Regions from separate parts of the Homo sapiens genome. Here region 2 is linked to region 1. Evidence: chromatin contacts called from ENCODE Hi-C or POLR2A ChIA-PET data. All regions are on one chromosome and are shown on one strand. Each heading gives the region's core, a stretch centred on a gene start or an enhancer-like site at or near the end of the contact. The rest is flanking DNA. Distances are from core to core; before and after follow the strand shown. Region 1 has its middle 120 kb from the start of THORLNC. Region 2 holds the start of MYO7B (myosin VIIB).

Region 1 (4,053 bases), core at 276-2,775:
GTCATTCAACAAACGCTCACTGAGCACATACTATGTATCTCTATTGCAGAGGCCAGACCTTATCCTAGGCACTGCCTGTCGGAAAATCAGATGCAGCTTCCTCCAGTCCAGAAAGGGAGGGAAATAAACACAGGCAGGGGGAGTTAGGAGGCGATGTGGCAAATGCAGACCAGCCAGACACATACAGAGGACTGACAAACTCACAGAAGATGGTCTGTGGCCCTGTCCCAGGGCTCCACGATAAATTTCGTCCTTAATCCTAGCTTCACCTGCACAGACTCCCCCTTTCTCCTGTAAGGGGTGCAAATCCAAGAAAGAGAGGACTTTGTGGACGTATTTTTTAATACAGCCAGGGAAGAGTCAATAGGAGTGAGAACAAGCCTCCCAAAAGAGGCCACGTGGGCAACAGCCAGTTTCTGCAGCACTCCCCAGGTGCCCCACAGCCCTCCCAGGCTGCATCCTCCTCCTTCCCAGGCCTCCTGGGCGGGGCCAGCCCATCCCGGGAGCACAGTGACTCCTCCCAGAAGTGGGAAACACAGAGGGCCGGGGAAGCCCACCAATAAGATGGTCAAAAGCAATTTTAACTGGGTCCCGTGACAGGGTAAAACATTTGTGTTGTAATAGTGTCTCAATAAAAGGTATTGTAATATTTAAAATGTAGTATTGATCCCTCTGTGAGGACCATCAATCCTTGCAGGATTTGAGAGCCTGACCGCAGAGCCTGGGCTCGCCGGGTGAGGGTGGGGGAGAACCTTGGGAAATGCTGCGCCCTCAAGAGCACAAAGTCACCCACAAGAGCGGGGCGAGCTCGACGGCCCGGGTGTCCCTCCAACATCAAAGGAGGGATGCTGGGGTCCCCGGGCCGACACAGGAGAACCTGAGAGAAACTGTCTAAACAAAGGAATCAAAATATGAAACTAAATCACCTGCTAGTGTTTTATGAGGCCTTGTTCTGAATCAATACAAGCCCCAGGGCCCACGATTCCTCATGCTGAAAGGGAATACTTTTTCATCCTAAAACGAAATCGAGCTGCTTAAGTAAAACAGATGTTACCGTTGAGTGCCAGCACCCCGGCCCCTCCTCCCTCACCCCTTCTTCCTGCGCTGGAAAGAAGGGAGCCCGCGCTGCCCCGAAACCCAAGTCGGCTGGGGAAAGCCAGAGCCTTGGAATTTCTCCCTCCTTCGCCCACAGAAGTTTTCTTTTCTGTTTACCGGGGAGGGGAGCCCGGGAGGGGGCCGGTGGGGGGAGGCCAGTCTGCTCGCAGAGGATTTGAAGGCGCAGCGGCGACGTGAGAGGCGGAGAAGATTTTCATTTCCTGTGTTACGGGGTGCAAAGAATATCAGTATGAAAAACCCGGCGGGGAGATCGGAGATAGCAGTTTTTACATTGATAAGTATTTGTTCATTTCCTGACAACAAAAAAAATATAAATCTCTTCAGAAATTAAGCGGCGCGGCTTGTCGGGCACGTTCGTGGCGCGCGGGCCGCCCCCGCCGGCGTAATCGCGGCATCAGCCATCGGCGCCATCGCGGGCGGCGGCCGCGCGGCGCCCACTTTTTGTGTCACTTGTTTTCTCAGCGGGCCCGATTTGCATTTTAATGGAAGTAGTTTATAGACTTCTCCGCTGCCTTCGGAGTGCCACAAGTGGCATCATTAAGCGGGCTAAGCCGGATTAATGCTGATAGTAAAGTCAGATAATACAATAACAGAGGCCTCCGCTCCATTTGCATTAGGTGAGGAGCGCGGGGCTGCCTGGTGGCTGGCGATAATTTGTAAGCGCGATATGTTGTACTTGAGAGGATAAGATTAAATTTAGTGGGTTTAACTGTCATCCCACTAAGTCAATTACTTCATCTTTTCAGCCTTTGAATTTCTTTTATAAGTAAAATAAATGGAATATTGAGCTGCTCCGCGGCCATTTCGAGCTTCCATGAAGAATGACACAGGCCGAGCCAAAAAAATAAAAGGCTTCGGATTCAGCTCCATAAACAAAATATAAACTCCATTCAGGTGCCAGCATGGCAGCAGCCCCGAAATATTGTCCATCTCTCATATCACAAGCATGACAGATTCCATTGTGACTTTAGTTTCTCCATAATAGGAAATATTTATGTTGTGCCTGGGTGTTTTCTATTCCTTTCCCTCTTATTATGGGAGGCAAACAGGCCAAAGCAGGGCCATGTGCTTCCCCCTTTCCCTCCCTCCCTCGCCTGCCTCTCCTTGCCCTGCGCTAAATGTTTAGTGTTGGGGGCGGATATTAAGGCAGCCTCCTGACCCCAGGAGATGCCTCAGATTTCAAGCGGGTCGGAGATCAACAGAAGGGGGCAACTTCTTTCAGGCCCTCCCCCTCGCCCCCACCCTGGCCTGTTGCCTCTGTAGATGGCTTCTCTGCATGAAGTTTAGATATCTAGCATCAGTGAGCGGAACCTCGATAGAAGAACCTCAACATCTTCATTTATTCAAAGAGGGATGGTGGCGGGGGAGCGGGGGGGGCGGTAGGGACAAGGAAGAAAAAGAAAATCAAGCAGTTGAACCCCTATAGGTGGCACCAGCCAGTGCAAGTCATGTTTTAGGAGACTCCAACTCTGCTGTGTTCTCTACACATTAATAAACATGTACTCAACAAATATAGATGTCTTTCCTAATCATGGATGGATGGATGGATGGATGGATGGATGGATGGATGGATGGGCGAGTGAGAGAAAGACACAGACAAGGCATAATCTGTGTCAAAACCCTATAAACTGGTGGCTCAAGAGCTCAGCACAATGCAGTTGGACCAAATGGTAAGGGTCAGGAGTCCAGCCAGACAGTCGGACTGTGTGCCTGCTCCATGCCCTGCCCTGTCTGGGTCCTGTAGAGCAAAGGGAAGGCATGAAGGAATGCCCTTGAGAGGATTAGCCATATACACTTTGGAGAGGCCCAGGAAAATATTCAACAAGCAGCCTTTAATAAAGTGATCCACGGTGATGTATGGATAACAATGAGGGCATGAAAGGCTCTCACGTTCCTGCCCATCTTCCCTCCCTCTTCTCCTACTCCTCTTCCTCTCTTCAGATTGTACCTGAACATGGCGTGTATTTGCATGGATTATTCCATCTTTTTGGAATGCTTTTCTCTTCTTCTCCTGCTAAATTCTAGCCTTTTCAAGAGCCATGTCCTCCATTCCTCTGTGAACCTTCCCCAGCCCACACAAACAGATGAAGGCTCTGTGTGCAATCTCTGATACAGCAGCCCATGTACTGTTCCTCAAGCATTTACTGATATGCTGCCTCTCCTACCCAGCTCCAAGCCCCTTGAGAAAATGACTGTGTTTTACTCACTCATTCATCTCCATCAAGTACTGAGTTCACAGCTCAGTGCTGTACTGAATGCTAGGGACACAAAGACGAACAAGATGTAGTTCTTACCCACAAATAGCTGAGTCTAGGAGATGAAACAGGCCTATAAACAATCATAATACAATCTTAGAGTATGTTTTCCTGGTGTTTGGCACAATACTTGACCTGTAAAACATGCTAAGCAAATGTTGGTGAAATGAATGAAGTTTCAATGAGACATGGCGATTTCACCTGGGAGACTCTGAAAACCCTTAACACAAAAGTTGTGAGGCTGCTATCACATCTTTCTCTGCACCTTCTTTGTCTCCAGCCCTCTCCACCTTCACTATCAATGCCGAGTTTCAACAAAAGAACTAGAGTAATGTCTCCAGAAGGGGCAATGAGTCTTAAGAAGGTAACAGCCTAAAACCATCTCAGATGAAATGGAGCTGCTCAGTGACTTTTGGGAGCTCTCAGACCTGGTGGAGACCTCTATCCCAAGTCAAAATGCAACACTCACTTCAAACAGAAATATCCCTAAAAGACATTAATTCACAATTTCAACGCTTTATGACCTCCCACTATATGCCAAGCACTTTTAAAGACTTCAGAGGAATATAAAAATGAATCATATTTCATCTTCCATCTGCTCAAAATTCTCTTTGGGTGGGCAGTGTGGAGCAGCAGAAAAGTACGTTATTTGTTACAGGGGAGGTGTGGATGAAAACAGCCT
Region 2 (4,002 bases), core at 1,361-3,860, 9.2 Mb before region 1:
CTAGAGCATATCTTACCACCCCCCTCAACCGTATTTCATCCCTGCCAGGCGCCAACAGTGCCCAAGCCTTACTGGTACTTCCTTTGCTCTGTATCTTTGCAGCTACCACTTCCTCCACCTGGAACATCCCCCGTTCCCCACCCTCATCCTCACACCATCCTCCCCTCACAGCCTGCTGCATCCCTTCCCACCCCTACCTGTCCTCAGCCCCAGGACCGCCTCCTCTGACCACTCAATGCCGGAGGTCTGTGCCTCTGGTGTACATGGGTCACTTTTCCTTCGCAGCCTCGCCTCCCCAGCTGGCAGTGAAGGAACACACTACACACTGCTGGAAAGGCAGACAACAGAGTCTACAATGACACTGGATTTGAAAACTTGACTTCATCCTGAGCTCGTCTTCTGCCGCTAGCTACTCCATTCATTCATTCAGCATGTGCCAAGTGTCCATTCTCTGCTGAGGCCTGGGCATGTGCAGGAGATGGAAAAACCCCAGAGAAACCCAGCCCAGGCTCTCGAGGAGCTCATAGTCCAGTGGCCTTGGTCAAATCCTTCCTTCTCCTCCTCCTCCTTCTCCTTCTCCTCCCCCTCCTCCTCCTCCTCTTCTTCTTCCTCCTCCTCCTATTCCTTCTTCTTATTCTTCTATAGAGATGGAGTCTCCCCATGTTGTGGGCTCAAGCAATCCTCCCACCTCGGCCTCCCAAAGTGCTGGGATTACAGGCATGAGCCACCACCATGCCCAGTCTCCTTTACCCTTCTTCATCTCTTCTGTGAAAAATGTGCTAAGATTCTGGCTCTTCCTCCCTGAACAGCTTGGTATGTGGACCAAGAATGGGCACACAAACATCATTTAAATACATGTGTTAAGTAAAATGTATGGAGGCCATTGGTTTTGTCTGAGCTCCTACACAAGGCCAACAGACCAGACCAAAATGGAGTCACTCATGCTGAAGTTCCACACCACCAGGCCCAAACGAAGGTTATCTGACCTTCCAAGAATCAGGAGAGAGACAATAGCTGGAGCCCCAGACAGGCCAGTTTCAGCGGGCATGATAAGGAAGTTCCCTCAGCTCTATCCTTTACAAGGAAAATAAATTGAAATGACTAATCCCCTTTTGTTTTCTGTTTCTCTCAGCCCCATTCTGTCTATAAAGCCAAACTCCTCTGCTCGGCTCATCAGATCATTCATTGTATTCTATAAGTGGGGTGTTGCCCAATTCTAGAATTGCAAATAAAAGCCAATTAAGATCTTTAAGATAAATTTTTTATAATTTTGTCTTTTGACATATGTAAAACAGGAAGCAATATCAACACATATAGGTCATCCCTGTGGTGCCGCCTCTCCACAGAGCCCCGTGCTAGAGCTGTGGATGCAGCAGGCCCCAAGACAGCCGCCTGGGGAGGATTCTCTTAGAGGTGGCATCTGAGGACAGACGTAGGGCCCCCAGCAGGTCCAGGGAGATGGGGTGGGCTGATGAGCTGAGTGGTTCCTAACAATGATTCACTGAGGGTGTGTGTGAATCTCTGAACTAAAATCCTAAACAAAGTGCAGGGTTCTGATAAATTAGAGCAAAATTCAAGTCCAGGGTTACAAAGTGGAGCCTGAAGGGGAGGCCTCGTCATGGAGAATTTGGGGGATCTGGGTTGGGGGCCCCACACCCACCAGCTGTCTGACCTGGGCCAGCTCTCACAATCTCTGTGTCTCAAGTTTCGTCCTCTGTGAAATGGGGATGGGACACACACCACCTGGACAGCTCAAGGGGGACAGCCCATGTGAGCCCCGGTGCGGTCCCTCTCCTCAGCCACCTCTTCCCCCACCCCCCCCCCCACCACACCCCAGACCTGTCCTGCCTCTCCCTAGGGTCCCAGCCTTCCAGAGGTGACTAAAGCCAATTGCCCAAGGTACATGGGTAAGGCGGATAAGCCTGGGCTTTGGAGTCGAATCCGGCTCTGCTTCTTCCCGTGGGCACCTTCGCTTCCATGGTCCTCAGTCTCTGTGTCCATAAAATGGAGGCAATTCCACCACTGTGTTGCGAGGACGCAGTGGGATGTCACACACGGCACAGCTGACATCTGGCAGGGGCTCATCATGGGACCCAGGCTATCCATGATGTCCCATGATTCCACAGTGAGGCCCTCTAGCTGTGAGGAGGCTTCAGGGTGGGAGCAGCCTTGGCACCTGCCGTTCCCCTCCTGCAGGGAGTTTGCCCTTCTACAGCAGAGGGCTAGACAGCTTCTCCCCCTCCTCCTCCTCCTCAGCCCCCCAGGTGCTGCCCTTCAGCCCGATGGACTGAGTCCCCTGCTGCGGTTTCTGGTTTCCAGGCTCCTGAAGGGCTTCTCCACTCTCTATCCCTCAGACCTGTTCCATCTTATTTCCAGGGGACCTGCCTCCTGCCCAGCGACCCTCTTCAGAGAGGTGACCCCCTACTCCCCGCTGGCAGACACGCCCCCGGCACGCCCTTACCTTGTCAGGATGGGGGTCTGGCTGACTCCCCTTCCCCTCCACCCTGGGCACCCTGAAAGAGCCAGGAAAGGAGGCAATGTTGGGACTCCGGGTGTGTCAGGGAGTAAGGGACAGAGGAAGAAGAGGTAGGGCTCCAAGAGGAAATGACTGGGAGCACTCTGGGCCCACGTAATTTATTACAGGACTTTGTCCCTGGGCTCCAGGCACTTCCACTCCCACACGCCTCCCTCAGCCCCAGCTGGCAGAGCCTCATGATACCTGCTCTTTAACCCAGGCCCCTTCTGCAGAGCAGCGATGCATGCTGCCCGGAGGCCACCAGGGTTTGCAGTCTGTGCACCTGCTCTGGCCACCAGCCAGATCCCATGGTGACAGTCAGCTGACCATCCGGGGGCTCAGCATCTTCCCAGGTGCTGCATGGCAGGAGCTCTGCCCCCAAGCACCCCAAGCTCTAATTGAGGGTGGTAGTATAATATAAAATACAGTATATTTGGTCCTTGTTCCCGGTTGGTGTCACAGAACTCCTAAAACCCTTAGAATTTCCAAAGTGATCGTCGGGCATGGTGGCTCACGCCTGTAATCCCAGCATTTTGGGAGGCCGAGGCAGGCGGATCACAAGGTCAGGAGATCAAGACCATCCTGGCTAACACGGTGAAACCCCATCTCTACTAAAAACACACACACAAAAAAATTAGCTGGGCGTGGTGGCGGGCGCCTGTAGTCCCAGCTGGAGGTTGAGGAAGGAGAATGGCGTGAACCGGGGAGGTGGAGCTTGCAGTGAGCCAAGATCGGGCCACTGCACTCCAGCCTGGGTGACAGAGCGAGACTCCGTCTCAAACAAACAAACAAACAAAAAATTTCCCAAGTGATCATCTCATAATGAGTCCGTTTGATAACACCTGAAGTTATGCTGAGGAGGTGACCATGTGGGGGCCCTACCTAGCCTCAGCATGGGGTCAGTCACCAGAAAGACCTAGTGAATAGAGGGTTGGAACTTTCAGCCCCGCCTACTGACCTCTGGGAAGGTAAAACTCTTGAACAAGATTTGACAAGCTTCCACACATCTGAGGTCCCTGGGGGGTGGCATGCGGGAGAGGGCATGGAAGCTCCATGACCTTCCCACACAACTCACCTGTGCGTGTTTATTCGGCTGCTCATCTGTAATCCTTTGTAAAATCTTTTCCCACGAACTGGTCAATATGAGTGCCGTCCTGAGTTCCATGAGCTATGCTAGCAAATCCAACCTCAGGTGTGGGGCATGGGAACCCCGATTTATAGCCAATTGGTCAGAAGTATAGGTGGCAACCTAGGACTTGAGACTGCATTTGAAGTGGGGCAGTTTTGTGGGACTGAGCCCTTAACCTGTGGGATCTATGACTCCAGGTTGACAGTGTCTGATTGAATTGAATTATAGGACATCCAGACGGAGTCTGCTGGAGAACTGCTTGGACACCTGGTCAAGAGAGTGTTCTGTGTTGAGTGTGAAAGGAGCATACACCTGGGACATGTCTGGGGCCATCAGGAAGCCTTAGAGACAAAGGCCA

Evidence for each region. Hi-C counts contacts between places; a loop is a spot of excess contacts on that map. ChIA-PET counts read pairs that join two places held with the same protein, here RNA polymerase II (POLR2A).
Region 2: a map of lower leg skin shows a loop between it and region 1 (17-fold over the local background). The contact joins the promoter of MYO7B here to the enhancer-like site in region 1. A Hi-C loop is called at or near these places in 1 of 168 maps with a recorded cell type or tissue (lower leg skin). POLR2A ChIA-PET finds 5 or more read pairs at or near these places in 1 of 52 experiments (activated CD4-positive, alpha-beta T cell).

Annotation. Positions count from the first base shown.
Region 1 is chr2:118,307,668-118,311,720 of GRCh38, reverse strand. No RefSeq gene overlaps it. Among named protein-coding and RNA genes, the nearest start is that of THORLNC, 120 kb to the right of the region's middle. Within about 2 kb of position 1,525, at least 12 of the 41 ENCODE cell types and tissues checked have a DNase peak (open chromatin) inside an H3K27ac peak, as active enhancers do.
Region 2 is chr2:127,534,291-127,538,292 of GRCh38, reverse strand. MYO7B (myosin VIIB) reads right to left here and starts at 2,610. Exons shown (of 48, transcript NM_001393586.1): 1 at 2,462-2,610. RefSeq lists an enhancer at 1,728-2,578.